Regions from separate parts of the Homo sapiens genome. Here all the other regions are linked to region 1. Evidence: chromatin loops called from intact Hi-C (ENCODE). Cell type or tissue: mammary epithelial cell. All regions are shown on one strand. Region 1 overlaps FRMD5 (FERM domain containing 5). Region 2 overlaps FRMD5 (FERM domain containing 5). Region 3 has its middle 24 kb from the start of FRMD5. Region 4 holds the start of FRMD5 (FERM domain containing 5). Region 5 overlaps FRMD5 (FERM domain containing 5). Region 6 overlaps FRMD5 (FERM domain containing 5).

What was found. Peaks named below come from ENCODE experiments on the same cell type or tissue, not always from the same donor. Only the 100,000 strongest peaks of a DNase experiment are listed, where the experiment ranks them.
Region 2: a loop joins it to region 1, with 13 times the contacts of the local background. A loop is called at or near these places in 83 of 110 quality-filtered maps.
Region 3: it touches region 1 in a loop (8-fold over the local background); 13 of 110 quality-filtered maps call a loop at or near these places.
Region 4: a loop joins it to region 1, with 5 times the contacts of the local background. A loop is called at or near these places in 5 of 110 quality-filtered maps.
Region 5: it touches region 1 in a loop (18-fold over the local background); 11 of 110 quality-filtered maps call a loop at or near these places.
Region 6: a loop joins it to region 1, with 6 times the contacts of the local background. A loop is called at or near these places in 3 of 110 quality-filtered maps.

The regions. Positions count from the first base shown.
Region 1 is chr15:44,063,334-44,068,333 of GRCh38, reverse strand. All of the region lies in intron 1 of FRMD5 (FERM domain containing 5), which reads left to right. It also overlaps the pseudogene GAPDHP55. Among named protein-coding and RNA genes, the nearest start is that of FRMD5, 130 kb to the left of the region's middle. RefSeq lists a silencer at 1,809-2,103. In mammary epithelial cell, a CTCF peak has its summit at 1,922 (motif pointing right); a DNase peak (open chromatin) is centred at 1,923; H3K27ac peaks cover 1,010 bases.
Region 2 is chr15:43,901,049-43,906,048 of GRCh38, reverse strand. FRMD5 (FERM domain containing 5) reads left to right here. Exons shown (of 14, transcript NM_032892.5): 6 at 98-221; 7 at 3,787-3,874. Among named protein-coding and RNA genes, the nearest start is that of WDR76, 77 kb to the right of the region's middle. In mammary epithelial cell, a CTCF peak has its summit at 2,090 (motif pointing left); no DNase peak of the experiment used is centred here.
Region 3 is chr15:44,217,185-44,222,184 of GRCh38, reverse strand. No RefSeq gene overlaps it. Among named protein-coding and RNA genes, the nearest start is that of FRMD5, 24 kb to the right of the region's middle. In mammary epithelial cell, a CTCF peak has its summit at 2,311 (motif pointing right); a DNase peak (open chromatin) is centred at 2,334.
Region 4 is chr15:44,193,376-44,198,375 of GRCh38, reverse strand. It overlaps FRMD5 (FERM domain containing 5), which reads left to right and starts at 3,105. Exons shown (of 14, transcript NM_032892.5): 1 at 3,105-3,423. The coding sequence starts at 3,322. RefSeq lists silencers at 1,085-1,320, 3,555-3,604, 3,715-3,774 and enhancers at 2,605-2,704, 2,220-2,719, 2,720-3,221. In mammary epithelial cell, CTCF peaks have their summits at 2,900 and 3,708; DNase peaks (open chromatin) are centred at 2,985, 3,715 and 3,765; H3K4me3 peaks cover 2,446 bases; H3K27ac peaks cover 1,658 bases.
Region 5 is chr15:43,936,877-43,941,876 of GRCh38, reverse strand. All of the region lies in intron 1 of FRMD5 (FERM domain containing 5), which reads left to right. Among named protein-coding and RNA genes, the nearest start is that of WDR76, 110 kb to the right of the region's middle. In mammary epithelial cell, a CTCF peak has its summit at 2,613; no DNase peak of the experiment used is centred here.
Region 6 is chr15:44,128,694-44,133,693 of GRCh38, reverse strand. All of the region lies in intron 1 of FRMD5 (FERM domain containing 5), which reads left to right. Among named protein-coding and RNA genes, the nearest start is that of FRMD5, 64 kb to the left of the region's middle. In mammary epithelial cell, a CTCF peak has its summit at 2,724; no DNase peak of the experiment used is centred here.

The sequences.
Region 1 (5,000 bases):
GCTTCCACTTTTTGGCTATCATGTATAATGCTGCTATGAACATTTGTGCGCAAGTTTGTGTGGCTATATGTTTTCATTTCTCTTGGGTATATAGGAATGAAATTAATTGCTGGGTTATATGGTAACTCTATATTTAACTGTTTGAGAAACTGCCAAACTGTTTCCCAAAATGGCTGAACCATTTTATATTACCACCAGCAATATGTGAGAGTTCCAGTTTCTTTGCACTCTTAGCAACACTTGTTATTTTTTATTATGTCCATTTGTGTTTTTTACTATGACCATCCTGGTAGGTAAGGAATAGTTCACTGTGTTTTTGATTTGCATTTCTTTAATGATAAATGATGTTGAGCATCTTTACATGTGCTTATTGGCCATTTGTATTTACTTGAAGAAATATCTGTTTCAATCTTTGCCTATTTTTAAATTGCATTATTTGGTTTTTCATTGCTGAGTTTTAAGAGTTCTTTGTATATTCTGGGTGCCAGATGATTATCAGATATCAAATTTGCAAATATTTTCTCTCATTCTGTGGGTTGTGTTTTCACTTTTTTGGTAGTGTCTGCTATGGTCTGAATGTTGATATTTCCCTCAAATTTATATATTGGAAATAATCCCCAATGCTGTAGTATTAAGAGTTGGGGCCTTTAGGCGTGATTAGGTCATGAGGGCTCCACCATCATGAATGGGATTAGTATGCCTATAAAAGAGGCTCAAGGGGCTTGTCTCTGCCCTCCACCCTCTGAGGATGCAGCAACACGGCATGATCCATGAGGAACAGGCCCTCACCAGACACCAAATCTGCTGGTGCCTTGATCTTGGACTTCTAGCTTCCAGAACTGTAAGCAATAAATTATACTGTTTATAAACTACTCAGTCTATGGTATTTTGTTATAGCAGCCTAACACTGATTAAGTCAGTGTCCTCTGAAGCACAAAAGTCTTTACATTTTGAATATGACCATTTTAACTATTTTTTATTTGGTTGCATTTACTTTGGTGTCTAAGCAATATTTTAACCAGTACTTTTTTGCTCATGATTATATCCCTCTCAATGTCTTTTCTAAGTACACCTAATTCATGGCACATACCTAGTCTCTCCCCAGTTCTCCATGCAAATGAGCTTGCCTCCTATTCTCTGAGAAAGTTGAGATTATTTGCCATAAATTCTTCAACTTCCTCTGTCTCAATAAGTTTCCATGTATTTTCACTCTTTTCCCTTTTATACTCTCTTTCTTTTGAATTACGGGAATTTTCCTTTTCAAAATGAATACCTCCACCTGGTCCATTCCATCCCTCTTCTTCTTGGACTTTAATTCAGTGATTGATCTTTTTCTCCCCACTAGCATCAATAATATTTTGTTCTCTACTAATCTTTCTTTTCTGCCTTCATACAATCTCAGGTCTTTGTTGCCCCTTTAAGGAAAAGAACTGAGGGGGAGCTTTGCCCAATTTTATTTTTCCTTTAAGCTACCAACCTCTCTGACTCCTTCCCTTTACTTTTAATCTTGAAAGAGCAGTTTCACTTCGTCTAAAATATTGTAGTAACCCTCTCAGTGGCCTCCAACTCCAAAGTCTCCCCTTGGACTCTTCTTACACACTTTCTATCAGATGAATCTTCCCAAAGTAAAGTTCTTATCACCTAACTCTCCTGCCTAAAAACTTTGATGACTCATTTAATATCGAGTTATCTATAGGACCTCCCAGCCTAATATTCAAAGCCCTTCATAACATGTTCTCTCAACTCTGATAGATCTGAACAACTCATTTTTCCGTGAACACCCCCTTGCCACTAGTTTCCTGCGTAATGCCTTTTCCCCAGAATGCCTGTCTTCCTTCAGTTCTTCCTATGGAAATTCTGTGTAAAATTTAAATGCCTTGAAGTCTCTGTTGATCATCTCTTCCCCTTCCACCAGAGGGCGCTCTCCAATCTTTGAATCCCTATCACATCGTAAACGACTGTGTGGCCCTTACTATTTGACCTCGTATTATAGCTTTTGAAAGTAGATTGTGAATTCTGTGAAGGCAGAGACTTACCTATCTGTGGACCTCTCCAGCAGCCACCCAGAGCTAGTAGAGCTAGTAGGTATTTCTTGAATTGATTTATTGAATTGAGTATTTCTTGAATTATTTTGATTTAAATTGAAAACAAGAACCTGGACACCTACATCTGTGGAGAAAAATCTTGAAAAGATAAAGCAGAAAACATGGGGTAGACAGTGGGAGGTGAAACTGAGAAGGTAATTTATGCTTTAGCTTTACAGCAAATCAGAGCACCTGGAGTTGAAAACCTCATTTTTCTGAATGTCAGTTTTGTTTTTGAAAAACAATCAGTGCATAGCATATTTACTCTTTAATCTCAAAACATTAAGAGTAAAAAAAAAGTGGAACTGGTTGAGTAAAATGATATAAAGTCACCTTATCTGACAAACTGTATCATCTGTTTTGAATGAAGGCCCTAGAATTGTTGTGAAGGATGTCATGTTCATCTCCCAATTATGGAGATAAAAAGTAATGAGTGCAGGAACTTTGTAAACTCTAAAGCACTGCATATAAGTTGACCTTTAAAGTTAAAAATATTTCTTACAAAATGTAGGTCAGTTTATATGCTTATTGACTACTGTTAGCTGGTTGGTAGGTGGTAGCAGTCTCTCAGCTGGCTCTTTAAGGATGGGTGGGTCATGAAATCAATATCATGACCAAAATCAATATATTCTCAAGGATAAACCCAGTCCCAAACTTTTATATTAAACTGTCTAAGTCAACCTGTGTACTAGATCGTACTCAACCTCCATCATATGCATAGTGTTATTAACTCTGTTGAGTGTTCAAATGACACTAAATCGATTAAATATTTACCTGTTTGGGTTGGGTGACTTAAAGTGATTTTGTTTTATTAACTTTCAGGTCTTAATAGGAAAATGATACTCTTCATTATTTTTCCTTCCTTCATTACCCCTTCCTTTTGGGCTTTTTGAATTGATTTCTAAATTGTAAGTTCTTGAAAGCTGAGAAACTGTGCCATATATTTTTGTAAACCCTAGTCCTACCAGGACCTCTTTACCATTATAATTATTCAGTAGTACCAATAGTGATAATCCTTAATATTTATTGAGTGCTTACTAAGGGGTAGACACTATACTAAGTACTGTATATTCATTATTTCGTTTAATTCTCATAGCAACTTTGTGAGTTATTTCAAAGGAAGAAATGGGACTTAAATAATTTGCCCAAGGTCACACATTGCATAGGTGGCTGAGCCAAGATTGGAACCCAGGTGGTCTGACTCCAGAGCCTGTGCTCTTAACCGCTACACTATCTTCTTTAATAAATGTCTATTCTCAGTGATGCTAGTTAGAACCAAGCTGTGTGCATGGCATATGTGCAGTGACATCCTGTCTATGTTTTTATTGTGTAATATACCCATGATACTGTGAGCCCACAGCTGGTGTCCATTAATGATAATGGTGTGGGAATTCAAAAATAATTTCCAGAGCATCTTGAGTACAAGACATAATTTTCATTTTTCAGTGATCTTTAAATTCTGGGACTTAAAAGGGACTTGTTATTTGGTTACCCAAAATAGTTTTCTTCCTTTTCTGAAAGTTGGATTTGAAATGGAGGTAATATAAGACTACAGTGTGCTTTCTGATATTATTTCAGTAGGATTTTTTCACTTTTATTTTTTCTAAGCTCCTCTAAAGGGGGAGGTAGAGGCAATGTGTTTTGTTTTGTTTTGTTTTTTTGAGACAGAGTTCACTCTTGTCGCCCAAGATGGAGTGCAATGACGAGATCTCGGCTCATCACACCCTCCGCATCCCGAGTTCAAGCAATTCTCCTGCCTCAGCCTCCAGAGTACCTGGATTACAGGCATGCGCCACCACGCCCAGCTAATTTTGTATTTTTAGTAGGGACGGGGTTTCTCAATGTTGGTCAGGCTGGTCTTGAACTCCTGACCTCAGCTGATCCACCCACCTCGTCTTCCCAAAGTGCTAGAATTACAGGCATGAGTTTTACTGCACGTAGCCTGTTTCACTACCTTCTTGATGTCATTATATTTGCCAGGTTTCTCTAGATAGCAGATCAGATCCATGACTGACAGACACAGTGGTGGTGGGAGACATGGAAGATCATGCCAGTGACCTTCCTGTTCAGCTCAGGGATGACCTTACCCACAGCCTTGTCAGTGCCAGTAGATGCAAGCATGATGTTCTGGAAAATTCCACAGCCATTGTGCCATAGTTTCCCAGAGGGGCCATCCACAGTCTTCTGGGTGTCCGTGATGGCATGGACTGTGGTCATGAATTCTTCCATGATGCCAGAATTGTCATGGATGACCTTGGCCAGGGGAACTGAGCAATTGGTGGTACAGGAGGCATTACTGACAATCTTGAGGCCGTTTTTGTACTTCTCATGGTTCACACCCATTACAAACATGGGGACGTCGACAGAGGGGGCAGAGATGATGACCTTTTTGGTTCCCCCGTCTAAATGAGTCCCAGCCTTCTTCATGGTAGTGAAGACACCAGTGGACTCCATGATGTAATTAGTGCCAGCATCACCCCATTTGATTTTGGTGGGATCTCTCTCTTGGAAGATGATGATGGCATTTCCATTGATGACAAGTTTCCCATTCTCAGGCTTGATGATGCTGTGGAACTTGCTATGGGTGGAATCATACTAGAACATGTAGACCATGTAGTTGAGGTCAACAAAGGGATCATTGATGGCAACAATATCCACTTTGCCAGAGTTAAAAGCAGCCCTGGTGACCAGGTGACCAGTACAACTAAATTCATTTACCCTGGCCTTCACCTTCACCATGGTGTCCCAGGGGTGCAGCTGGCCCTGCACAAGAAGATGCTGTTGTCAAACGGGAGGAGCAGAAAGCCTAATTTTCAAAATATTTATTTGAAAAATTGTTTTATACATTGGTGGACTTTAGACTGTTTTATATTAAAATACATAAATACATGAATAAATTTATGCTAATAAATTTGA
Region 2 (5,000 bases), 160 kb after region 1:
TATTTTGGCTTTTGCTCTGTGTGCTAATCTCTTGTTGCTTTGTCAATGATGATTTACCTGTCTCCACAATTGTTTTCTTCCACCTTCCTTTTGAAAGCGGAGATTGGGGATTATGACTCAGGGAAACACCCTGAAGGCTACAGCTCCAAGTTCCAGTTTTTCCCTAAACATTCAGAGAAGCTGGAAAGGAAAATTGCTGAGATTCACAAGACGGAACTGAGGTACGTGGCACTTAATCAGGCCCAGAACATTGTGGCTTCTCCACAGCCTGAGCACGCAGGCTCCACGCCGTGTCCTCTGTTCTCGCAGACTGTTTACTGACACAGAGTGATGCTCCCCAGCCTTCCTGACCGCGGATGTACCATTGTCAGTGATACACTGACAGCACAAGTCACAGCCACAAGCCCTGTAGGCTCCCTCTCCAAGAAAAGCGATTTAGCCTGAAGCTTAAAGACAAGGGAGAAGTTGTGTTATAGGGGAAACAGAGAGGGATTGGCCTTTGAAAGGCATCTGCCTCACTATGATATTTAATGAAGATACAGAGGAAAGCATGAACTGGGGAAAAGGAAAAGATAAAGGAAATTGCATAAGATAAAAAAGATGAAAGAAAAAGGCCAGGCGCGGTGGCTTACGGCTGTAATCCCAGCACTTTGGGAGGTCGAGGCAGGTGGATCACGTGAGGCCAGGAGTTCAAGACCAGCCTGGCCAACATGGTGAAAACCCATCTCTACTAAAAATACAAAAATTAGCCAGGCATGATGGCAGGTGCCTGTAATCCCAACTACTCCGGAGGCTGAGGCGGGAGAATCGCTTGAACCCAGGAGGCAGAGGTTGCAGTGAGCTGAGGTTGCGCCATTGCACTCTAGCCTGGGTGACAGAGCGAGACTCCATCTCAAAAAAAAAAAAAAAAAAAGGAGAGGTTGAGTGAGGATGTGAAAAAGGGCAGGCTTCTGCTCTTAGTCTGTGACAGTGTGACAGGTGGCTTCTCAGTGGAGGATGGAGTGCGCAGGGCTGATTCATAAATGCTGAGGGTGCCTTGGGAGCACTCTGGTTCAGAAGTATGTCCTCAGCCCCGCCTGACTCAGGCCCCCCCCATACCCTACCTGGAGTCCCCGACTTTGCACAGAGAGAAGTGGAGGAGACGTGGCTTCAAGTTTGGAGCCTCATCTTTCTCAGCTTCTCTTACTTTGCCCAGAATATGCTGAATACCATAAAACAGCATTAATGCAGCTTTTCACCCACATGAAGTAGGATTTTCTACAAAGCCTGATTTTAAAAAGCAACAATAGGGTGTTTGGGCTCCATTTGGTTACGGCACAGATTCCCCAAACTGACAAACTATGAGGAAAAAGGATATAGAATGCAGTGTTGGCCAAGCGCAGTGGCTCACACCTGTAATCCCAGCACTTTGGGAGGCGGAGGAGGGCAGATCACCTGAGGTCAGAAGTTCGAGACCAGCCTGGGCAACATGGCGAAAACCCTGTCTCTACTAAAAATGAAAGTAAATAAATAAAAAAGCCAGATGTGGTGGCACACGCTTGTATCCCAGCTACTCAGGAGTCTGAGGCATGAGAATTACTTGAACCTGGGAGGTGGAGGTTGCAGTGAGCTGGAATTGCACCACTCCATGCCAGCCTGGGCCACAGAGCGAGACCCTGTCTCAAAAAATTAAAAATAAAAAAAAGTTATGTTGTCATTATAATACATTACAGCTTTAAAAAAATATTTTAAAAGGTTTGTGTATCTACTGTTCCGAGGAAAGACTATGCCTGGCAACAGGGAGCAGAGCTGGATATTTCTAATGCTAATACTAAGCTTCAACTTGTTCCTTCCCCGACCACAGGCCCCCCAGAAACCCTTCACTCAATGATTTTACCAACAAATATAACCCAAAGCCTCCTTAGCCTTTGTAAACAGACCCCTCTGCCCATGCCTTGTGGCAGGAGGGGTTCCTGACCCTCCCAGCGGAATGGCGACACCGAACAAATGGAATCTTAGATGCTTCCCGCCCCTCTCCCTCGGTGTGCCTTCCCAGGTGCAGGACCCCATGGCTCCTCAAGTCACTCTGTTAGGGAATAGCGACCCCTTGTGGTAAAAATCAGAATAAACACGGGCCTGTGGTGTTGGGGGCAGGGGCCTCATGGTTCCTTCAAAGAGATCAGGGATGTGCTGGAACTGCCTGGAGGGCTTTAGGAGACATCAGAATAGTAGGGACAGCCCTCCAGAAACCTAGTTCAAAGCAGGGGATCCCCCAGGAAATGATGCCCGCTTTGAGGACCCTGGAGGTTTGGGCCAACTCCAAGGGTAAATGGAGCCCACAGGGCCCACTCCCCCTGCAGACAGAGGACACTCCCTGGAAAGGGAAGCTGTGCTCTAGCCAGCCCTTTGCTTGCCACACAGATATTTTCCTAACTTACCTTCCCTGTGCCTCAGGTACACTAGTGGATGCAGAAGTCTTTATTCACAGCAATACCCCCTTCCACAGGTACTTTTTCCATAGGTCCTGCCTCGTCTTCATAATGTAAAAATACATCCATGCTTCCTTTATGCAACTGTGATATGGGCTTTTGAGAGCACAGACTGTATACTGTGTTTCTTCATATATTTTCCAGCAAGTAGCACAGAGGCTGGCACATAAAGGTGCTGCCTGACTAATGCCTCTCCAGAGGGACACTAGGGGGAATCTGGCCTGGGGTCAGCTTATCTTCCTGCCTGGCCATATCACCTGAGGCAAATGATAAGCTTAGAAACGAGCAACGTGCAGTCCTGTCCACCAGCCATCAGAGATGTTGACTTCACAAGCTGCCCACCCCTCCTCACTGAAGCCAAACCTGTATCTGTAGAAGTATATCTGCTTTGCAGGGCTCTGGACCCAGGCAAGAGCCTGATGGTTATTCTGCCACTGGGTCTGCAATGAGCCCATCAACACACCTGCTAAAGAGGCAGTGGGAAGGGGTGATGCCAAAGGCCCCTTCAGATGGCCTGGAGCCGGAGCTGATCTCTGCCTTTTTCAGCATCTTTCATTTTCCTGGTCATCACCCTATGGACAGACAGCTGTTGTGGAGCATGGGAGCTCAGCACTGTCTCCTGCCTCTCCTCACCCTAATTTCCTGTGTTTCCTTTTGGCAAAGGAAGAGGGCTGGGTGGCACCAGCAAGCTATATGAGCCCCTTCTTTATATTTCAGTCTAGAACAGATCACATATGAGAAGCCTATGACCTGCTTCCAGCCTACAGATGTATTTTGTTTTACCCCATAGTATTTTAAATTGTGAAATACCACATAAAAATCAGTATCTCTGACTTTTCTTTTAAAATCACAATATCTAGCTAAGCCTTGCATTCTTTTTTTTTTTTTTTTGAGACAGGGTCTCATTCTGTCACTCAGGGTGGAGTGTAGGGCTGTGACCATAGCTCACTGAAACCTCGCACTCCTGGGCTCAAGCAATCCTCCCACCTCCCACCTCAGCCTCCCAAGTAGTGGGCCCTGCATTCTCAGTGATGGGAATCTCAGAGTTAAGATGGTGCTGCCACAGTCCCCACCACTCCCCATTGTTTACACTCAGCCCAAGTAATTCATTATGTAGCCTGCCTCACTCTGAAAACGTTTGAAGACAGTCAGAGACTCTAGCAGGAGTCTCGAAGTTGGTCCTAGAACCAAGCAGGGAGCACACCCTAGACAAACTGAGATGTGTGGCTCATCCTAAGCACATCTTCATAGAGAGTTTACCTCAGGGGAACCTGTGGGAACAAGACACCTTGAAATCATCTCATCTTCTTTATTCCAGTGGTCAAACACCAGCAACATCAGAGCTGAACTTCTTAAGAAAAGCACAGACATTGGAAACATATGGAGTGGATCCTCACCCATGTAAGGTAAGACCCCCTGGTTGGAGACTGCATGACCTTTCCTCCTCTAGAAGGCATCAGGAGCAAGAGCCCCCATGCCTGCGCTCAGAGGCCCCCTTCAACGTTTACATGGCTGGCACTTTCAGTGAGATATCAGAGAAAATGCCTGCTTTGAAAACTCCTCTGGATCACATGCTACATAATTTTGTGGTGCCACATCAATGTCAGAGGAACCGAGGCAAAGTCAATCTAAATAACAAATCCAAAGCTAGGGCCCCGCAATGGGTAATTTGGTAGAAATGAAGAGAGGAGGGATATGGAAGGCCCCCCACAGAGAACGATCAGAGGCGGCTCAGTGCCTGCCCACCCTTTCCTGACCTGTAATCTAGTTTCTTTCCGAGAGTGGGTTTTATTGACTGCAGTGGCATAAGTCACTGCACGGAACTGCAGTGGAGTCACATTTAATGCCATTATGCGCCTGTGAGGGATAGACGAGAACCAGCCGGGGAGGCTGCCCAGAGAAAACCTCTGTAATTACTCATGCACATCTGGCATTTTGGAGATGAGCGGGGGCAGCCAGTCACTGCCGAGGCCTGTGCAGACCCATGGCCCCTTCCAGTCTCTCTCTGTGGCTGTGGCCCTTCACGTTACCTCCTGTCCCTGTTGCTTTGACACTCCTGGTCTCTACCTCAGTTTCTCCACATTTCTGCCTCTCTCTTTCCATTACTGGAGAGGGTCCAGTATCACCAGTAAAACCAACTGGCAAGCTGATCTGAAGGAAGCAGTATCAGCCAGGAACAGGAAGACATCAACCTTTTCTTCCTAACTGGAGAGGGGATACTAAGCTTCAAGCAAAAATTAAAAGAATAGTATATTAGTTCCTAGGGTTTCTGTAACAAGTATCACAGACTGGGTGGCTTAAAGAACAGAAGTCTATTGTCTCACAGTTCTGGAGGCTGGAGATCTGAGATAAGGTGTCAGCAGGGTTGGTTCTTCCTGTGGGCTTTGAGAGAAGGATCCTTTCCAGGCCCCTCTCCTTGGCCTGTGGATGGCTGTCATCTGCCTGTGTCTTCACGCTTTCTTCCCTCTGTACATGTCTCTGTCCAGATTTCTCCAAAGACACCAGTCATATTGGATTAGGGCCCATCCTAAT
Region 3 (5,000 bases), 150 kb before region 1:
CCAGCTACTCAGGAGGCTGAGGCAGGAGAATCGCTTGAACCCAGGAGACGGAGGTTGCAGTGAGCCAAGATCGTGCCATTGCACTCCAGCCTGAGCAACAAGAGTGAAACTCCATCTCAAAAAAGAAAAGGAAAGAACAGATGAGCAGATATTTAAGGAAAATAGCTAGTTATGAAGCATAATTATTCAGGACAGCTGTGAGATACACATGCGTGCACACACACACACACACACACACACACACACACACCTCTTCTTTCAGATACCAAATAGAGACATGATTAAGTTTCTTTTCAGTGTGACAAAGCAAAGTTGATCCCATTTCCTTCAAACCTACTCGGTTTTCTTATCTATAAAATGGAGATAATACTGTTTACTTCATGAGGCTGTAAGGATTAAATATGTTACATAAAATAACAAGTAAGTACAGTAAATGTTTAATCAATTAAATAATACATAGAAAAAATACTAAGATACTCTACATATCTAGACGCCTTCTCCATACAACCTTAAAGACTTGATATTATTAGGAATGTTTACATTATGAATTGGACTAAGGAACATTTTTAGACAAACTTGAAGTAGTTGCAATTAGTCTTTGGTTCACCTTCCTGCCCCTTTGTGTTCAGGTTCATCCTCTTCTGTATTCACATTCCTGGTGTCCACATGATGGTTTCTAATTGCTTGTTGCTTTCCTTTTTGCAGTCTATTCAGAACTTATTTCTCTGAAAGTATTTCATGACACAGTGTACTCCAAAATGAGGTGTCTTTTTTTCTAACTCTGTTTTTTGTTTTTGAGGCAGAATTTTGCTCTTGTTGCCCAGGCTGGAGTGTAATGGCACGACCTCGGCCTTCTGCAACCTCCATCTCCCAGGTTCAAGCAATTCTCCTTCCTCAGACTCCTCAGTAGCTGGGACTACAGGTGCACATCACCAGATCTGGCTAATTTTTTTGTATTTTTGGTAGATACAGGGTTTCACCATGTTGGCCAGGCTTGTCTCAAACTCCTGACCTCAAGTGATTCGCCCACCTTGGCCTCCTAAAGTGCTGGAATTACAGGTATGAGCCACCACACTCGGCCATTTCTAACTCTGTTTAAACTTTCAACCTCTTCAAAAGGCTCAACTTAGCTAGGCGTTAGGAAGCAAGTGCTCTTACTAAGCTAATTTGAATCAAAGCATTTGGTTAATTTAATCTTTACGCATATTTACAGTTGAGAAAGGACAGTCATTAACCCCAGTGACAATGATTTTGTAGTGGAATTTTAGGCTCTGTAAAGGAGATGTTTTTTAGGTCAGGCAATAATTTAACTGGCAGTAATTCTCAATCTTAGTTGCACTTTGGAATCATTTGAGAAGCTTTTAAAAGATGCCTATTGCCGAGACCCACCCCCAGAGAGTCTAATATAATTGGTCTGGGGTGAGGATCAGAAAGTGGAATTTTTAAAGCTCCCCAGATGGATTCTAATGTGCAGCTATGTTTAAGAACTATCAGGTTAGAATAACCCTGTTTTGATTTAACCTCATTACTAAAAGGTTTTCATTTTTCTATTATGTGAGTCACATACACATTGATTACTATACCTGACAAAAGAAGGTTGGGAAAAGTTTAATGGGACAATATAGAGCATTAATTGTAATTTAAGTGTCATCAAATTCACCTCCCACATTTTACTAATGAAGAAAAAAATTCAAATGGTTAAACTTACAGAGATAGTTAGAGGTGGAGCCAGGGCAAACTTTAAATGACTTAAACAATAGAATATTTTTTAGGATATATTAAAATATCCTAGATTTTTTTTCACTTTTTGAAATTTAATTTAATTAATTTTCTAACGGGCTAAATTTATTTTAAAATAAGAGTCATTCATGCAAATGGCAAAATTCAAACAATTCAAAAAAGTACAAAGTAGAAAAGCACAGGTTAAGGCCAGGCGCGGTGGCTCATGCCTGTAATCCCAGCACTTTGGGAGGCTGACGCGGGTGGATCACCTGAGGTCACGAGTTCGAGACCAGCCTGGCCAACATGGTGAAACCCCGTCTCTACCCAAAATACAAAAATTAGCTGGGCGTGGTGGCAGTTGCCTGTAATCCCAGCTACTCGGGAGGCTGAGGCAGGAGAATTGCTTGAACCTGGGAGGTAGAGGTTGCAGTGAGTCGAGATAGTGCCATTGCACTCCAGCCTGGTGGACAAGAGTGAGACTGCCTCTCCAAAAAAAAGAAAAAAAAAAAAAAAAAAGCAGAGGTTACTTTTCTTTGTTGCCATTTCTGCCACAAAGAATATAACTATTGTCTTCCACAAGGCGGCAGTATTGCTTACTCTTCAACAATCTCCCCATGGCCAGACAGTGACTGCCAGAGTCGACTATGAATATTCAAGTCATTCTCCCAGTGACTGAATCAGTCCCTGGTACTGAAATGCCAGGTCAAAGCCAGATTCCCGTCATGAGAAAAACCAAAAGTGAACAAAGAACTGCACCAGATAGAGCTGTAACTGTGTGGATAAACAGTAGGAAATAGGTTAGGGACGGAGAGAACCAAATGAAGCACAGGGCAGTGGGTTGCCGCCCAGAAAACTTCTATCAATTTCCTATCTCCATGGAGGAACTGCAACAGCTAGGGTCAGTTTTGAGAAAGCGTGCATCCAATTGTGTCATGCACAGAATTTTCTCTTTACAATGAACTGGACCCAGTCAATTCAAGGGTTTCCACAGTATCCCTCATGGCTCCAGAAGTCTCTAGGCTACTAGAAAAGACCTGGATCTTTCAATAGTGCCCTTCCCCAAAAAGAGTTGGGGAGATCATGTTTGAGTTTCCCAACCTTGTAGATTTCCAGCAGGAACAGGTGATAAAAAGCACAGATGGTCCTGTTTTGGTCATTAAATTCTAGCGACATATGGTGAGGAGAATGCTTTTTAGACTTTCTATGTGAGATCACATATCTACTGGAATAAAACGTTTGTTACTGGTGACATCTTTAGGATCCTGAGAGAATGACCCTTCTCTGTGACATTCAATAATATGCTTCTCCATGACCTAGGAGAGGACAGAACTGAAGAAAGTAGTAAGTGATGGAATTGTAGAAAGGAAAACTCTTCGTCTCCTCAAATCCTTGAGATCATTGCAGCAGGGATAGGGGCAGGGGCAGAAGCAGAGGCAAGGAATGGACTATGACAGAAAAGGTTTGTGTGAGGGACAGTTACTAAGAGTGAAGCTTTGTTCCCAAGGTAAACCCAGACAAACCACAGAGAAAGAAGAATGTGGGAAACACATTATGGAATTTGCAAGATACGTCTCTAATTATTATGGATCTATTGTGATGTGATCTACTGTTTGGGGTCCTTCAAAGTAATGGGTATAGAGCCTAGAACACAGGACCAAGAACCAGCATTTTTTTTTTTTTTTCTAATCAAGAGTCTTTCTAAAAGCTGCTGAGCTCTTAGACCAACTTTGTAGTTTAGACAGTCTTTTGGTAACTAATGGGAATTGTTGTACCTAATTACAACAATGGAGAGAAATACCATACTAAATACTTTGAGTCATAATGTCAATCAGTTTAAGTTAAATCTTTACTTTCCACAAGCATTATTTCTTTTTTTTTGAGATGGAGTCTCGCTCTGTCCCCCAGGCTGGAGTGCAGTGGCGGGATCTCAGCTCACTGCAAGCTCTGCCTTCCTGGTTCACACCATTCTCCTGCCTCAGCCTCCCGAGTAGCTGGGACAACAGGCGCCTGCCACCATGCCCGGCTACTTTTTTGTATTTTTAATAGAGACGGGGTTTCACCGTGTTAGCCAGGATGGTCTCGATCTCCTGACCTCGTGATCCGCCCGCCTTGGCCTCCCAAAGTGTTGGGATTACAGGCGTGAGCCACTGCGACCAGCCAGCATTACTTCTTTTAGTGACCCCTGGCTACTTCTAAATGATGTGCCTGATTTCAACTATGAATTTCCACTTTTTTTTTCCGTGCTGTATCCAAACTTCATTCTGGATTACAGTGCTTGGCAATATGTCCAATGATCATGGTTTGTAACGGGAAAAATCCTGGCTATTGCCTTCATAAGGCTTAGACATCTTATATAGTCCTGGCAGAACTTTTATTGATAAACAAAAACAACAACAAAAACCCAGGATGTTGACCTGCATTTTCTAGGTTTGAAGTTAAAACAAATTTTGCACAGGCTATATAATTTAGTCAATGGGCACTCCCAAACCTCAGACTGGAAATATGAAACCCGGTTAAAAGCCAATAAAGAAAACCTGATGTGATCCCAGAGCTAATTAGGAGAATCTACTAAAAACATTCTTGTTAATAATGCAAGTGCTGGGCTCGTTGTCACAGTGTTAGAAGAACCGTAACTGTGTTCTCTCTCTCTCTCTCTTCTTTTTTTTTGAGACGGAGTCTGGCTCTGTTGCCCAGGCTGGAGTGCAGTGGTGCGATCTCGGCTCACTGAAAGCTCCGCCTCCCGGGTTCACGCCATTCTCCCGCCTCAGCCTCCTGAGTAGCTGGGACTATAGGCACCAACCACCACACCCGGCTAATTTTGTTTTTGTATTTTTAGTGGAGACGGGGTTTCACCGTGTTATCCAGGATGGTCTCGGTCTCCTGACCTCATGATCCGCCTGCCTCGGCCACCCAAAGTGCTGGGATTACAGACATGAGCCACCACACCCAGCCACTGTGTCCTCTTAATTCCACCTCAATTTTAAGTGAAAGATGGGCATACAAATCAGAAGGAAATAGCATTGCCAGTGCCATGTTATGCCCTACCTTGGTCTGGAGCCAGGTGCACGATAACCAGAAGATCAGCTCTTACTGGCCAATGGGAGTGTTTATGTCTCTTAATCACAGTGGACATGTCTGAGAGACTGCCGGCTCTAGTAGACTGCTCACTGATACCTGGTTCCTCTTCATGTGGAAAGATCACAATAACCTGTCCTGTTGAGCTCAGATGTCACCATGTGAGTTGCTTTGGCCATTGAAATGTGAGTGGAAGCTCTGGG
Region 4 (5,000 bases), 130 kb before region 1:
GCATCTAAGCAGATGTGATTTTTTTTAATTCCTTTTTTTTTTTTTTTTTGAGACAGGATCTGGCTCTGTTGCCCAGGCTGGAGTGCAGTGGTGTGATCTTGGCTCACAGCAACCTTCCCCTCCCCCTAGGCTCAAGCAATCCTCCCACCTCAGCCTCCCCAGCAGCTGGGACTACAGGTGTGTGCCACCACACCCAGCTAATCTTTGTATTATTATTATTATTATTATTGTAGCTATGGGGTTTCACCATGTTGCCTAGGTGGGTCTTGAAATCCTGAGCTCAAGCGATCTGCCTGCCTTGGCTTCCCAAATGTTGGGATTATAGGCATGAGCCACTGCACCCAGCCTCAGACATGATTTTCTCAGACTGAGCAAGGATTCTACTTAACACATTGACATAGGAAATACAGTCTCACCTCTGTTGATTGCAACTATGGCCATACTTCGAAAAAAGACTGCATTCAGTTCCTTAGAGCTTTTCTGGATTCATAGTGCTTTGCCTTTTCATTCTAACAGCTGCTTATTTGGATAACCTGTTAAAAACACTTTCCTACCATCACACTTATGGACTTCCTCTAGCTTGGACATTTTTTCTTGCTCTTGTTGATTCTATAACAAACAGTAACTTTTGCCTTCAACAAAAGCTCTTTCAGTTTGAATTTTTTTTCCTTTCTTTCTTTTTTTTTTTTTTTTTTTTGAGATGGAGTCTCGCTGTCTCCCAGGCTGGAGTGCAGTGGCCAATCTCAGCTCACTGCAACCTTCGCCTCCCAGGTTCAAGCAAATCTCCTGCCTCAGCCTCCTGAGTAGCTGAGACTACAGACACATGCCACCATGCCCGGCTCATTTTTGTATTTTCAGTAGAGACAGGGTTTCACCATGATGGCCAGGCTGGTCTTGAACTCCTGACCTCGTGATCCACCCACCTCGGCCTCCTAAAGTACTGGGATTACAGGTGTGAGCCACTGCGCCCAGCCTGAAATATTTCATTATCTTCTTACAGCTACATAACAAAGCTGAGCTTTGTAGAATATCACTTTGGCATATTAATAATTTTACTTGTCTCCAAGATCTTCCTGAAATTTTGAGTTTCTTCACAGGTCTTCTTCCTCTGGGATTTAAGTGCTGTAGAACACCTGTCAATTCCATTTACTTCAGTTCATCAATTTTTTTTTTTTTAGACCGAGTCTTGCTCTGTTGCCCAGGCTGGAGTGCAGTGGCACAATCTCAGCTCACTGCAATCTCTACCTCCCGGGTTCCAGCGATTCTCCTGCCTCAGCCTCCCCAGTAGCTGGGACCACGGGCGCATGCCACCACACCCGGCTAATTTTTGTATTCAGTTCAACACTTATTGAATACCTATTATGTTTCAGGCATCAGACTACCTGCTGAAGCTACAAAGTAGTGGAGCGCATGCCTGGTTTTATGCCTGGAACACTTGACTTACTAGTTCTAGACTCATAACTAACTCCATCCAAATTGCATTGAAAAGAGAATCCTGCTCCTATGGCTATTAAATGCCACAAAGGAGAATGCAACCAATTAAGAGCAGTCCAGGTTACTAAGGTGATAGAAAGAAAAAGGGGGAGGGAGAGGGGGAGGAAGAGAGAGAGAGAGAGAGAGAGAAAGAGAGAGAGAGAGAGAGAATGAAAGAGAATGAATCTCCCCATGCAAAAAAAAAAAAAAAAATTGGGGAAAATATTGGAATCCAAAGACACTAGGGAAGAAGCATACTTTAAAGGCGGGATAGTTTTCTAGGCTAATGTAGAGTTTCATTTTTGTTACACATTATACCTATAAACAAGAACAGTGCAAATGAAAGTAATAGGAAATTATGCCTATTTCATTATTTTAAATTAATATATTTATTACAGCATTAATGTTCTATGTTGACACGATTATTTTTTTTTTTTGAGACGGTGGCTTGCTCTTGTCCCCCAGGCTGGAGTGCAATGGCCGTGATCTTGGTTCACTGCAACCTCTGCCTCCTGGGTTCAAGCGATTCTCCTGCCTCAGCCTCCCGAGTAGCTGGGATTACAGGTGCGTGCTACCATGCACGGCTAATTTTTTTGTATTTTTAGTAGAGACGGGGATTCACCATGTTGGTCAGGCTGGTTTCGAACTCCTGACATCAGGTGATCCGCCCGCCTCGGCCTCCCAAAGTGCTGGGATTACAGGCTTGAGCCACTGCGCCCGGCCGACATAATTATTTTATAACATTTCCTCACATCAAAAATCTTTGAGGGAGAATATCTCTTATTGAAGTTCTGGTAAAAAACCTTGAAGTCTGTAAATTTGGGGTGACAAAGAGAAGGAGACAATTCTTTGTGATGTATACCTCCTGACATACTATGTTGTTCTATTGAGAAAGTCTGAAGACATAATTTCCAGTTCTAAAAGTGCAAGGAGAAGATTCATTGCTTCCTCTGCTCCCTACCAGCTGAAGGAGCAGTCTCCTTTTGTCTTCTGAAATAAAAAGGAGGCAAAGGGTGTTAGAGTGGAGGGTTTTTTAGGGGATTAAACCTGGGTACTTCAGAACCTCTGAGGTCCCTTTAGCTTTTATTTAAGTAGCTCCTGTTTCCCAAAATAAGAGGGCTGGAGCACAGAGGCCAGACGGGCCAACTTAGGGTACAGCACAGGTCGGGGGCAGTCGCCCTATCTGGAGCGAGAGGTATCCGCATTCTGCAGGTGCAGGGACTGTGATCCAGCACCCTGCCGCCTCCTCGCTCCGGCTCCCAAGAGGGCGGGAACCGCGGTGTTGCAGGGTGCGAGGCTTGGCTTCGGAAACGCAGATCAAGTGTATTTCAGGCGGCAGACATCAATCCAGTTGGGTGCTCACACCTGGCCCGGGGGAGGGGAAACAGCATCCATAGGAACCACGGGGCGGAGAGGAACCCCTCGTTTGGGACGCTAGAGGGCTGCTCCGGCTTGACTAGGTCCGACTGCTTTTCTGTGATTGCTTCTTTATCCCGCCCATCATCCCAGTACTCTATCTCGATTGGCTTTTCGGTCTGCCACTCGGTTCCGCCGCGCTGACCCCCATTGGCCCCCTCCAGTTGAGGCCCCGCCCCGCGAGCTGGGCACGGGCACTGGGGCGCCGAGGAGACAGAGCCCGGCGCTTGATCTGGGCTGGGGGGAGGCGGTGGCGGCTGAGGGAAGGAGGAGGATAAGGAGGAGGAACGAGGCCAGCAGGAGGCAACGGCAGCGACGGGGCCGGGGTGATGGTGCAGGTGCCTGGGGTCGGTGCGGAGCTGCCGGGCTGAGGGACGCCTGGTCCAGGGTCCGCAGCGCCGCCGCGTCGCTCCCGGGCGGGCGGGCGGGAAGATGCTGAGCAGGTTGATGAGCGGCAGCAGCAGGAGCCTGGAGCGCGAGTACAGCTGCACCGTGCGGCTGCTGGACGACAGCGAGTACACCTGCACCATCCAGGTCAGCGCCGCGCCGCCCCGCCCCGCCCGCGGGACCCCCTTGTCCCCCAAGTCTGGTCAACTTGGCCGGCGGCGGCCGCCGCCCAGGGGTCGCCCCAGCCCCAGCGCCGTGCTTTGTCCGTTCCTGGTTGCGGCGGACCGCCCTAGTGCAGGGCGTCTTCACCGGAGCCCCTGCCGGAGCCCTGGCACCCGGTGTGTCACCGCCGCCGCGGGGCGAGTCTCCGCGTCCCACACCCCTAAGTCCTACCCTGCTCTCCCTGGGTGAGGGCGCCCCGTCCTGGTTCCTCGAGCCCGCCCGAGTAAGGTGCACCTTTCCGGGGCGCCCGGAGGGAGGCGGGTAGGGCGGTAGGCTCCTAGCCCGGCCGCCCCGTCGGGGGCGCAGGCTTTGGCTCTCTGCCCGGGCAAGGACGTATGGCTGGCTTTTCTTATCTTTCTTGGGTTGGAAGGATAATGGTTTATGTCATAATTCCTCCCCCCACCATTTGTGAGTCAGAGCTTTCAGAAGGTAGAACTGAACGCGCAGCCCATGCGGAGTGGCCTATTGAAGGAAGCCCAGTCCTCTGGGTTTTAGAGATTTAGGCCCCCTCCCGCCTTTTGATCCCCAAATTTTATTGTGTTGGGCGGTTCTAGGGGACGTGAGGTAAAGATTTAGCAACAAGTCCCAGCGATTTGGGGCTTGGAAGTGGCCAGGAAGAATCGGCGACTTAGGAAAAACGCCAACAATACGGTAATGCTCAACAGCATTTCTTTCAGAACCTGGTATTTTTGAAGGGATTTTTACAACCTCTTGCTCATGTTCCTTCGCTACTGCTGTGTGCACGTCAGGAGTAGTAGTCTTTCCCGGGAATGCAGTCACAGCCCTCTCTCCTCCCTTATGAAAAAGTCAGAGATTGAAAACATTGACAATGCTCCCGTGTTTAGTTCATCAGCCAGGAGGATCCTGCGCTCATCGCCGGAAGCTGCTCTTTGTGGAGAAGCTAATTGAGCTGGACCCAGAGGGGTCTCACCTGATCCTTTGCCTTTGCAGCAGGAAAACAGGAGGAGGCTTCTGGCTCAGATGTGACAGACAAAAACTGTCGGCCTGGGTCCTACCCTCAGTGTCTTCTTGCCCCCCGCCTCCTTATTTATTTATTTTTGCTGACAGTGCTCAATCGCGGAAAATAGCGGTGTGTGAGAAAGACACTGGGTAGTGTATGAGAGCAGCTGGTCTCTGCTGACTCCGTGCTCAGTTCAGCCTTCTCCTCACTTTCCCTTTTCTCCCTCCCCTCGAAACCAGCTCTGGGCATAAGTGCTGACTGCTGCCAAAGATCCATGAGGGTAGAGAAAGAGCACAAAATCTCTTTTTAAGGCTACTTAAATACAGACTAAGCAGTCATAAAGATGCTAGCCATCAAGTGAAAGGATTTTTGTAGTTGAATATGATAGAGAGATGCTCTGTATTATTTCCTTGCTGAATGAGTGGAATACTACTTTTTGTTCCTATTGTATCATTGTGCCATGTCCAGTTTTTTTTTGCTTTTTTTGTTTTGCTGGGGTATGAGAATACATTGAGTTGATATCTTCACCATTTGAGTATAT
Region 5 (5,000 bases), 130 kb after region 1:
CTACGTCTTCAGATGTATTTCATGTCTGGAATTGACCCACTTTCTTATGAAAATGATCACCAGTATACAACTCAAAGTTAGTGTTTAGGTGCAGCTGAGCTCACAGGAGCAACGCCCCCCCGCCCTTAGTTTTCTGTGCAGAATTAGTTTCAGTTCTGCTGGCCAGTCTGAAAAAAGCACTTAGAATGGTATTTGCTAGACATAATTTACTACTTTTATTTTTGCAGCTTTTATGCTGTCAAGATTTATTTTTTAAGTGCCCACCATATTTCAAGAAGTGGGCATACCAGAAGGAGTAAGACAAAGTCCCTATTCCACCCACCCAGCTCTCCATGATAACTTACAGATAATTACAACATATTGAGAAGCAGATACAACATATTGACAGGGTTATGTCCAGAATGCTATGGAAGCTCAGAAAAGAGCATCTAAAACTTGCTTTAAAGAAATGTACAAGTAGCCAGGCATGGTGGCACACACCCACCTGTAGTGCTAGCTACTCAAGAGGCTGGGTGGCAGGATCACATAAGCCCAGGAGTTTGTGGCTGCAGTAAGCTATGATCAGTCACTACACCCCAACGTGGGCAACACAGCGATCCTCCCACCTCAGCCTCCTGGGTAGCTGGGACTACAGGCACACGTTACCACACCTGGCTAATTTTTTGTATTTTTTGTAGAGATGGGGTTTCACCATGTTGCTCAGGCTGGTCTCCAACTGCTGGGCTCAAGCAATCCGCTTCTTGGCCTCCCAAAGTGCTGAGATTACAGGTGTAAGCCACTCTGCCTGGCCCAAACATGATTTCTATGCTTTGATAATTGACTTCAACCTTGGTACCTACAAGAAGATAATGTATTCTAACAAACATTTTTTTAAAACATAGGGTTTGCCAAAACAGTGTGCTCTAAAAAGAAATCAATGCAATGGCTGATCTAAGAAATCTTAATTATTTCCTTAATTAATTCAGTAGTCAGAGCCCTGAAAATATTAATGACCCATTCACCAAAGTCATTGTGATAATACTCGATTTAAAGATAGCTTTTCAACCTGTTCTCCCAGCCTCCTTGCTAATTATCCTCCATTCCTAATTCTCATTCACGCCCCTCTTCAAATTGGTCACTTAAATACTATTTATTCTGCCACCTAAATATTGATTTAATTTTTATCCTCACTGCCCTTATCTTATTGCCTATTATAGCTCACCTGTATTGTTACAGTGATTTCCCGACTAGTTCTTAGCATGGTATACACAGCCCTTCACCATGTGGCATTTGTTTACCTCTCCATATTGATCTGCAACCGACGTCCTTGTACCAAGGCAGTTATTTGAAATTCCTAGAACATGCTCTAGACATGATGGTCTCACTCCCACCAAACTACCCCTGTACCTTGTACATACCTCTCTTATAACAGCTATCATCCCATTGTAATTTGGGAGATAATCTCCCCTTCCCAAAAATAAGGTTCACTTTCTAATTAATGGATAGTCAAGGGAATCATTCTATCATTTCTCATCTCTAGAGTCTCCCTGGGCGGGAAGAATGGGCACAAGAAATAGGGCCCCATTACTTTCTTGGAGTGCAGGGATGACTTGAATGCACTGAGGAGGCTGCCCCAGAAACTGTTCATTGACTGCATCTTGCACAGTCTGATGCCACGCACTTTTTAAAGCATCTTTTGTCGTTGTTGTTGTTTGTTTTGAGACAGAGTTTTGCCCTGTCGCCCAGGCTCCGGAGTGCAGTGGCTCCATCTGGGTTCACCGCAACCTCTGCCTCCCAGGTTCAAGTGATTGTCTCTCCGCAGCCCCACAGGTGGCTGGGATTACAGGCACCCGCTACCAAGCCTGGCTAATTTTTGTATTTTTAGTAGACACAGGGTTTCACCCTGTTGGCCAGGCTGGTCCCAAACTCCTGACCTAAGGTGATCCGCCTGCCTTGCCTCCCAAAGCGCTGGGAGCACATGAGCCACCGCGCCTGGTGCTTTTCTAAGCATCTCTGACAAATGAAAAAGAGCACCCCAGCCTGGCACAGTGGCTCACACCTGTAATCCCAGCACTTTGGGAGGCTGAGGTAAGTGGATCACTTGCGCCCAGGAGTTTGAGACCAGCCTAGGCAACATGCTGAAAACCCGTCTCTACAAAAAAACAAACCAACATTAGCTGGGCCTGTTGGCACATACCTGTAGTCACAGCTACCCAGGGGGCTGAGGTAGGAGGATCAATTGAGCTCAGGAGTTCAAGGCTACAGGGAGCCATGATTGTGCCACGACACTCCAGCCTGGGTGACAGAGTGAGAACCTATCTCAAAAAGATAAAAATAAATATATACATTAATTAATAAAAAAGAGCACCCCAGAGAACAACTATAAGACACTCTACCTGGGGAGAAAAACCCACAGAGCCAAATGAACTTGTCAATGGTGCATCTTTTTACTGAGGCAGCAGCTTTTCTTGTCTTGAACTGATGACTTCTTTTGGCACATGCATGTCATGCTGAAGATTAGGGAGATCTGGAGTGTGGAAAGGAAGAACAAGATTAATAACAGCCTTTGGGGAATATAGAGAGGTTGTATATAACCTTTCATGTTATCCCTGGCACCTGCCTCATCAGCTCCCCCATCTGGGGGATTTGGGATTGGTTATCCACTGATATTTAATCTCCAGGATATAGAAATTCAGAAATGTTCTGATCAAAAAATAAATCTATTGGCTGGGCACAGTGGCTCACACACCTGTAATCCTAGCACTTTGGGAGGCCGAGGCAGGCGGATCACCTGAGGTCAGGGGTTCGAGACCTGCCAGGCCAACATGGGGAAACTCCATCTCTACTAAAAATACAAAAAAAAAAAAAATTAGCCGGATGTGGTGGTGCATGCTTGTAATCCCAGCTACTCGGGAGGCTGAGGTTGGAGAATTCCTTCAACCTAGGAGGCGGAGGTTGCACTGAGTCAAGATCGTGCCACTGCACTCCAGCCTGGGTGACAGGGTGAGACTCTGTCTCCAAAAATAAATTAATTAATCTATTAAGGATGAGCATGGTGTCATTAAGAAAAAAAAATCTAAAAAGAAATCTGGCTTTAAATGCTGCTCATTTTTTGCTTCATAATCTTCAAATATTGTTGGCTAAGTTACTGGTTTCTGTTAAATTTTGAGGCTTTCCCTCTTTGTGTACCTTCTTGGAGAAGCCCAGCCTCTATACTGTTTTCAACAGGAGTGGTGTTCTGGTTGAAGCAGGCCAATAGTGCCCAGGTCTAAGGAATCCAAAGAGTTCAGAAAAGAATTCAAGCAATGGGCTGTATATATGTGCATAGCTACCAATTTATAAATATAGTCAGAGGACTATAAAGGCAACCCAAAGCTGCATAGAAGGATGGAGCTGTAGGTTGCTTCTGCAGCAGCTATATGAGAAAATCAAAAAATAAGAGTCTAGCGTTTGGAAAGAATGTGAGCTTTGGAGCAAGGCAGCGTGGATTTGAGTCCCATATACTAGTTGTGTTGTCTTAGGCATGTCATTTAACCTCACTGAGCCTTTGTTTCTCTTTATAAAATGGGGTTAATAGAAACTTTCCTTGTGAGATTGTTGTTAGCATTAGAGATAATGTTTGTAGAATGCTTTGCACATGGTAGGCTTTTTTTTTTTTTTTTTTTTGAGACGGAGTCTCGCTCTTTCGCCCAGGCCAGATTGCCAGTGGCGCGATCTCGGCTCACTGCAAGCTCTGCCTTCTGGGTTGACACCATTCTCCTGCCTCAGCCTCCCGAGTAGCTGGGACTACAAGCGCCCGCCACCGCACCCGGCTAATTTTTTGTGTTTTTAGTAGAGACAGAGTTTCACCGTGTTAGCCAGGATGGCCTCCCAAAGTGCTGGGATTACAGGTATGAGCCACCGCTCCCAGCCTGCACATGGTAGGCTCTTAAGAAATGGTAGTTATGATTTGGGGTTTCTGTCAAGAGTGGTGTGATGGAGGCTAATACTCCACCCAGGTCCCCACTAGGGGTCCTGTTGGCAGTGGTCAACATTCAGTTACCGCTTGAGACAAGCTTATAAAAGACTTGGCTATCTTGGCTAAACTTGAAACAACTCTAAAGGGCCCCTCTGGCTCCAGATCTCCCCATGGTCCAACCAAGTCAACACTAGGCCCACGTGGCAGCTCAGCTTCTCCCTCTGCTCACTCCAGCTTTCTCCCCCTCTTTTCCATGGATGTTGTTCCCAGGAGCACTTTTTTTTTTTTTTTTTTTGAGACAGTGTCTCACTCTGTCACCCAGGCTGGAGTGCAGAGTGCAGTGGCGCGATCTTGGCTCACTGCAACCTCAGCCTCCCAAGTTCAAGCGATTCTCCTGCCTCAGCCTCCCTAGTAGCTGGAATTACAGGCACGTACCATCACGCCCAGCTAATTTCTTTATTTTTAGTAGAGACAGGGTTTTGCCATGTTAGCCAGGCTGGTCTTGAACTCCCGGCTTCAAGTGATCCACCTCCCAAAGTGCTGGGATTACAGGCATGAGCCTCCACGCCTGGCCGAAGAGCACTTCTTAATAAACATCCTTCATGCTAAACTCTGTCCCGGAGTTTATTTTCTAAGGAATCTGACCTGTGACAAATGATAAGGCTGGCAGCCAATTCTATGTTATCATTTATCACCCATTGATCTGAAGCCCAATGATCCTATGCCATTTTGTCTAGGTGTCAGGATGTATTTTAGAAAGACAGGCAAAGCATCAGAAAAACTGTAAAGAGAAAAATCTTAGAAATGTAACACTTTCCTATAGAAAGGCATTTGATAATTTCCAAAAGTTAAAAACATCCTAAATCCTGCTCCACATGACCCCAAGAGCATGGCAGTATTTTTTAGCATCAATTTCCTAAAAATAACTTGGCTATGAGGTTCACATCAATATAATTAAGCAAATGTAATTATTAGTTTTTTCCAGCATTGAGCTTTTAATTCCCTTTCCAATGGCAAGGACCCAGTTAGCGATCTTCCTGGAAGCAAAGCCATTTTACTTGCC
Region 6 (5,000 bases), 65 kb before region 1:
GTTCTATTTAGCATCTTTTCTTTCTTTATTTTTTCTTTTTAAATAAGTAGTTTTAAAGATTCCTCACAGACATAGTTAAGAATTCTATCTTTTTTCAGTTTTTTTTTTTTTTTTTTTGAGACAGATTCTCACTCTGTTGCCCAGGCTTGGAGTGCAGTGGTGCGATCTCAGCTCACTGAAAGCTCTGCCTCCCAGGTTCATGCCATTCTCCTGCCTCAGCCTCCCAAGTAGCTGGGACTACAAGCACCTGCCACCACGCCTGGCTAATTTTTTGTATTTTTAGTAGACACGGGGTTTCACCGTGTTAGCCAGGATGGTCTCGATCTCCTGACCTTGTGATCTGCCTGCCTCGGCCTCCCAAAGTGCTGGGATTACAGATGTGAGCCACCGTGCCCGGCCTTTTCAGTTTTTTATAGTACTAAAATACATATAAAATTTGCCATTTTAATCATTTTTTTGTTTTGTTTTGATTTTTTTTTTTGAGACGGAGTCTCGCAGTGTCGCCAGGCTGGAGTGCAGTGGCGCGATCTCAGCTCACTGCAATCTCCGACTCCCTGGTTCAAGGGATTCTCCTGCCTAATCATTTTTAAGTGTCATCATTTTTAAGTTCAGTGGTATTAAATACATTCATGTGGCTGGGCATGATGGCTCATGCCTGTAATCCCAGCACTTTGGGAGGCCAAGATGGGCGGATCACAAGGTCAGGAGTTTGAGACCATCCCGGCTAACGTGGTGAAACCCCATCTCTACTAAAAGTACAAAAATTAGCCAGGCATGGTGGCAAGCACTTGTAGTCCCAGCTACTCGGGAGGCAAGGCTGAGGCAGGAGAATTGCTTGAACCCGGGAGACGGAGGTTGCAGTGAGCCAAGATTGTGTCACTGTACTCCAGCCTGGGCAACAGGGCGAGACTCTGTCTCAAAAAAATAAATACATACATACATACATACATACATACATTCATGATGTCCAGGCATGATGGTTCATGCCTGTAAGTCCAGCACTTTGGGAGGCTGAGGCTGGAGGATCGCTTGAGTCCAGCAGTTTGAGACCAGCCTGGGAAATGTAGCAAAACCCTGTCTCTACGAAAAATAGAAAAATTAGCTGGGTGTGATAGCACATGTCTGTAGTCCCAACTACTTGGGAGGCTGAGGTGGGAAGATCACTTGAGTCCAGGAAGTCGAGGATGCAGTGAGCAGAGATCATGCCACTGCACCCCAGCCTGGATGACAGAGTGAGTTTCTTTCTCTAAATAAATACACACACACACATTCATAATGTACTACCATCATCACTATCTGTCCCCAGTAACTCTTCTCATCTTGTAAAACTGAATCTCTATACCCATTACATCAGAGGTCCCCCAACCCACGGGCCATGGACTGGTGCTGATCTATGGCCTGTTAGGAACCAGGCCACACGGCAAGAGGTGAGTGGTGGACGAGCAAGTGATGCTTCATCTGTGTTTACAGCCACTCCCCATCGTTCACGTTACCGCCTGAGCTCCGCCTCCTGTCAGATCAGCGGTGGCATTAGATTCTCAAAGGAGCGTGAACCCTTTTGTGAACTGCCCATGCAAGGGATCTAGGCTGCGCACTCCTTATGAGAATGTAATGCCTGATGATGTGTCACTGTCTCCCATTACCCCCAGATGGGACCATCTAGTTGTATGAAAAAAACCTCAGGGCTCCTACTGCTTCTACATATGGTGAGTTGTGTAATTATTTCATTATATATTACAATGTAATAATAATAGAAATAAAGTGCACAATAAATGTAAAGCACTTGAATCATCCCAAAACCATCTCCCGCCCACCTGTGGAAAAATTGACTTCCATGAAACCAGTCCCTGGTGTCAAAAATGTTGGGGACCACTGCATTATACAATACTTCTCCATTTTATTCTCCCACCACACTCTGGCAACCACCGTTCTACTGTCTGTCTCTATGATTTTAACTAGTGTAAGTACCTTATATAGGTGGATTTATTCAGTATTTCTCTTTTTGTGACTGGCTTATTTAACTTAGCCTAATGTTTTCAAGGTTCATCTATATTAGAGCATACGTCAGAATTTCCTTCCTTTTAAAGGCTGAATAATATTCCATTGTATGTATATCCCACACTTTGCATATTCATTCATCTGTTGATTGACATGGGTTGCTTTCATGTTTTAGCTATTGTGTATAATGCTGCTTATGAACATGGGTATACAGATATCTCTCTGAGACCCAGTTGTTTTGAGTATACACCCAGAGTAGAATCTTTGGATCATATAGTAATTATATTTTGATTTTTTTTTTAGGAATTGCCGTATTGTTTTCCACAGTGGCTGTATCATTTTACATTCCTACCGTTTATAGGGGTTCCATTTTCTCCATATCCTCACCAACACTTGTTATTTTTTGTTTTTTTGATAATAGACATCTTAGTGGGTGTGAGGTAGTATTTCATTGTATTTTTTATTTGCATTTTCCTAATGATTAGTAATGTTGAGCATATTTTCATGTACTTATTGGCTATTTGTAGATCTTCTTTGGAGAAATGTCTAAAGAATTACTTTTTTGATACTCATTTGAATGAAAGTGGATAGCACTAACCTTGGCAGCACAGTAAGATTTGGAGATTTTATAAATGCAATTGAAGGATTAGAAACTGTTAGGCTAGATAGCCTTTGAGATAAAGTTTGGATAACTATAAGGCTAAATCCTGGCTTGGATTCATCCTTTGGTCAGTAGAGGTCATCTGTGTCAAAGAAAACAAATTATTTATTTATTTACTTATTTTTTGCTACTGCTATTACTGTGAAATTACTAGTATATAAATAATAATTTCTTTTAATGTAAACACCAACTAGTTTATGCTAAGCTGGCTTCTGCTTGCCAGAGTCAAGGTTGTAAGTAAATCTGTAAATCTATGCATTTTGTGCTTTGAAGTTCTAATGAATGAAAGTTCCACAAGAGATGCTATGCTTTCTCCCTCTTACTTTTTTCCATTTGTTCCATACAACTGTAAACAGGTGCTGCCCTGTAATTTGTAACTATTCAAGTTTGGAAGAAATATGTACCTTCTGAAGTGCTAAGCATACAAATTCTTAAACAGGTTTTATAGTTCTAGTAGATAATAACATATTATGGAAAGACTTGCTCCAGAGTCATTTTTTAGAACTTTGAAGAAGGTTCACTTTGCCTGGACTGCAATAGATTTATCCTTTTTCTTATTAGTTATTCAGGGTCACCTAAAACTAAGCTTTACTAGTGAGCCAGGTGTCTCACTTGGAAGTTCCCTGGAATAGTAGAACTGAAGTGTAATCTTTGGAAAAAGAGTTGGAAAGGAATGCCATCAGGGTCCTGGGGAAGGAATCTAATAGACTTTGCCACCGTGGGGAAAAAGGCCATGAAGGCGAGGCAGAGCTGTCCCAGACTAGTGGGCGAATCCTCTTGCCTCCAAGGATTGGCGGGGATGTCAGTCTCTCATGGTCCTCACCTTGCACAGGGTAATAGATGTGATAATGGTGACGAGTGTTAGCAACCTGCTGAAGCATGATGGGTTTAGAGGGGAGAGGGTGGTTATAGTATTAGTGCAGCCCACCTGGAGGGAGCGCCATTGACCACAGGAATCACCAAGCAAGGTGCAAACCATCCCAGCATCTTTTAAGAGAAGGAAGAGGACACTGAGTTAGGGAGAGTTGACATTGTAAATGTGGACATTGAGGTCCTTGGTTGGCCTTCCCCAAGCTGATGTTCTCTGGGAAACAGTGGTTATAAAAGTTTGCTGACCCATGTGCTTTGCCTGGGGCTCATTTGTTCCTTGCCAGAAGTCAATCATGGGAAGGGTCCTAGTTACTAACCTGAGGAACTGCTGCAAGTGAAAGCATCTAGAATGACTTTTCTGTTGGAAGAAACAAAATGACTGTGAAAATTGGAGAGGAAAAGGCTCTTCCTTCTGTTTTGGGCTCTAGTTAGGTCATTTTTGTGATGTGGACGGCTGTTAGAAGCTTCACTCTAAAAGCCTATCCTACAGTATCTCTTGATGCCCTTGGAAATGACTTTAAGCTGTCTTTCCTAGTTTGGAGTTAATGGGATATTGAAGCAGAAACTGAGTTCTAATATCTGGGGACTGCAGAGAACCTCTAAGGATTACTTTAACTTTTTGTTTATTTTAAATTAAAAAAAAAGTGCCTCTGAGATATAGATGACAGGATAAAGACATAATCAGAGGAATTGCCATCACTCCTCACTGGATTCTTCAGAAACAGGACAAAGTTGTTACAGTTCCATAGCCCTGGGATAAAGTCTGTGATTCCTTTGCTTATTACATTTTTGGGACAATGCTTCTTGCAATTCTAGAATCTGACTTATAATCAAAATGGTCAGGTTTTAGGTTTATGAAATGTTTACTAAGTATACAAAAGTTGGGTTTTGGCTTTAGAGACAAAATTATTTTTTACTAGATGGAGTTTCTTGAATTGACTTTAAAAAATAGCATGTAAGCAAGGGATTTTTTTTTTCATTTTAGATTGGGGAATCATAAGAGCTTTCTGTACATGTTTCCAATATAATTGACATTGATCCTTAAGGGCTATTTGGATTAAGGTTAGCCTGTAGTCTCAGTTTTTGTATTATCTCTTTCAAAGTAGGACTTGCCTGAGATTTTATAATGTGGAAATGTTTTATGCCCAGTGCTGTTGACTGTGTAAAGAGCTTCAGACCTCCACTAATGTTGTACTCCTAGCTGCTGTTTGGTTAACACTGCCTACCTTCTCCAAAAGTAACTCATTATATATGCCTTCTCTCCCCACTCATGCTTAGGGACTTCGTACCACATCATTCTGTGTTGTTTTTTTTTCTTTTTCTTTTTTTTAGCTCCTTTAATTTCCCTATTTCTATCCTTGTTCAAATCTTAAAAATTCAGTCTTAATTCCTTCTGATTCCTATCATCTTCAGTTTAAAGGAAGAATGATGTTGAGGGGATGGTAGAAGAGCTCCTGAAAGTAGTCATATT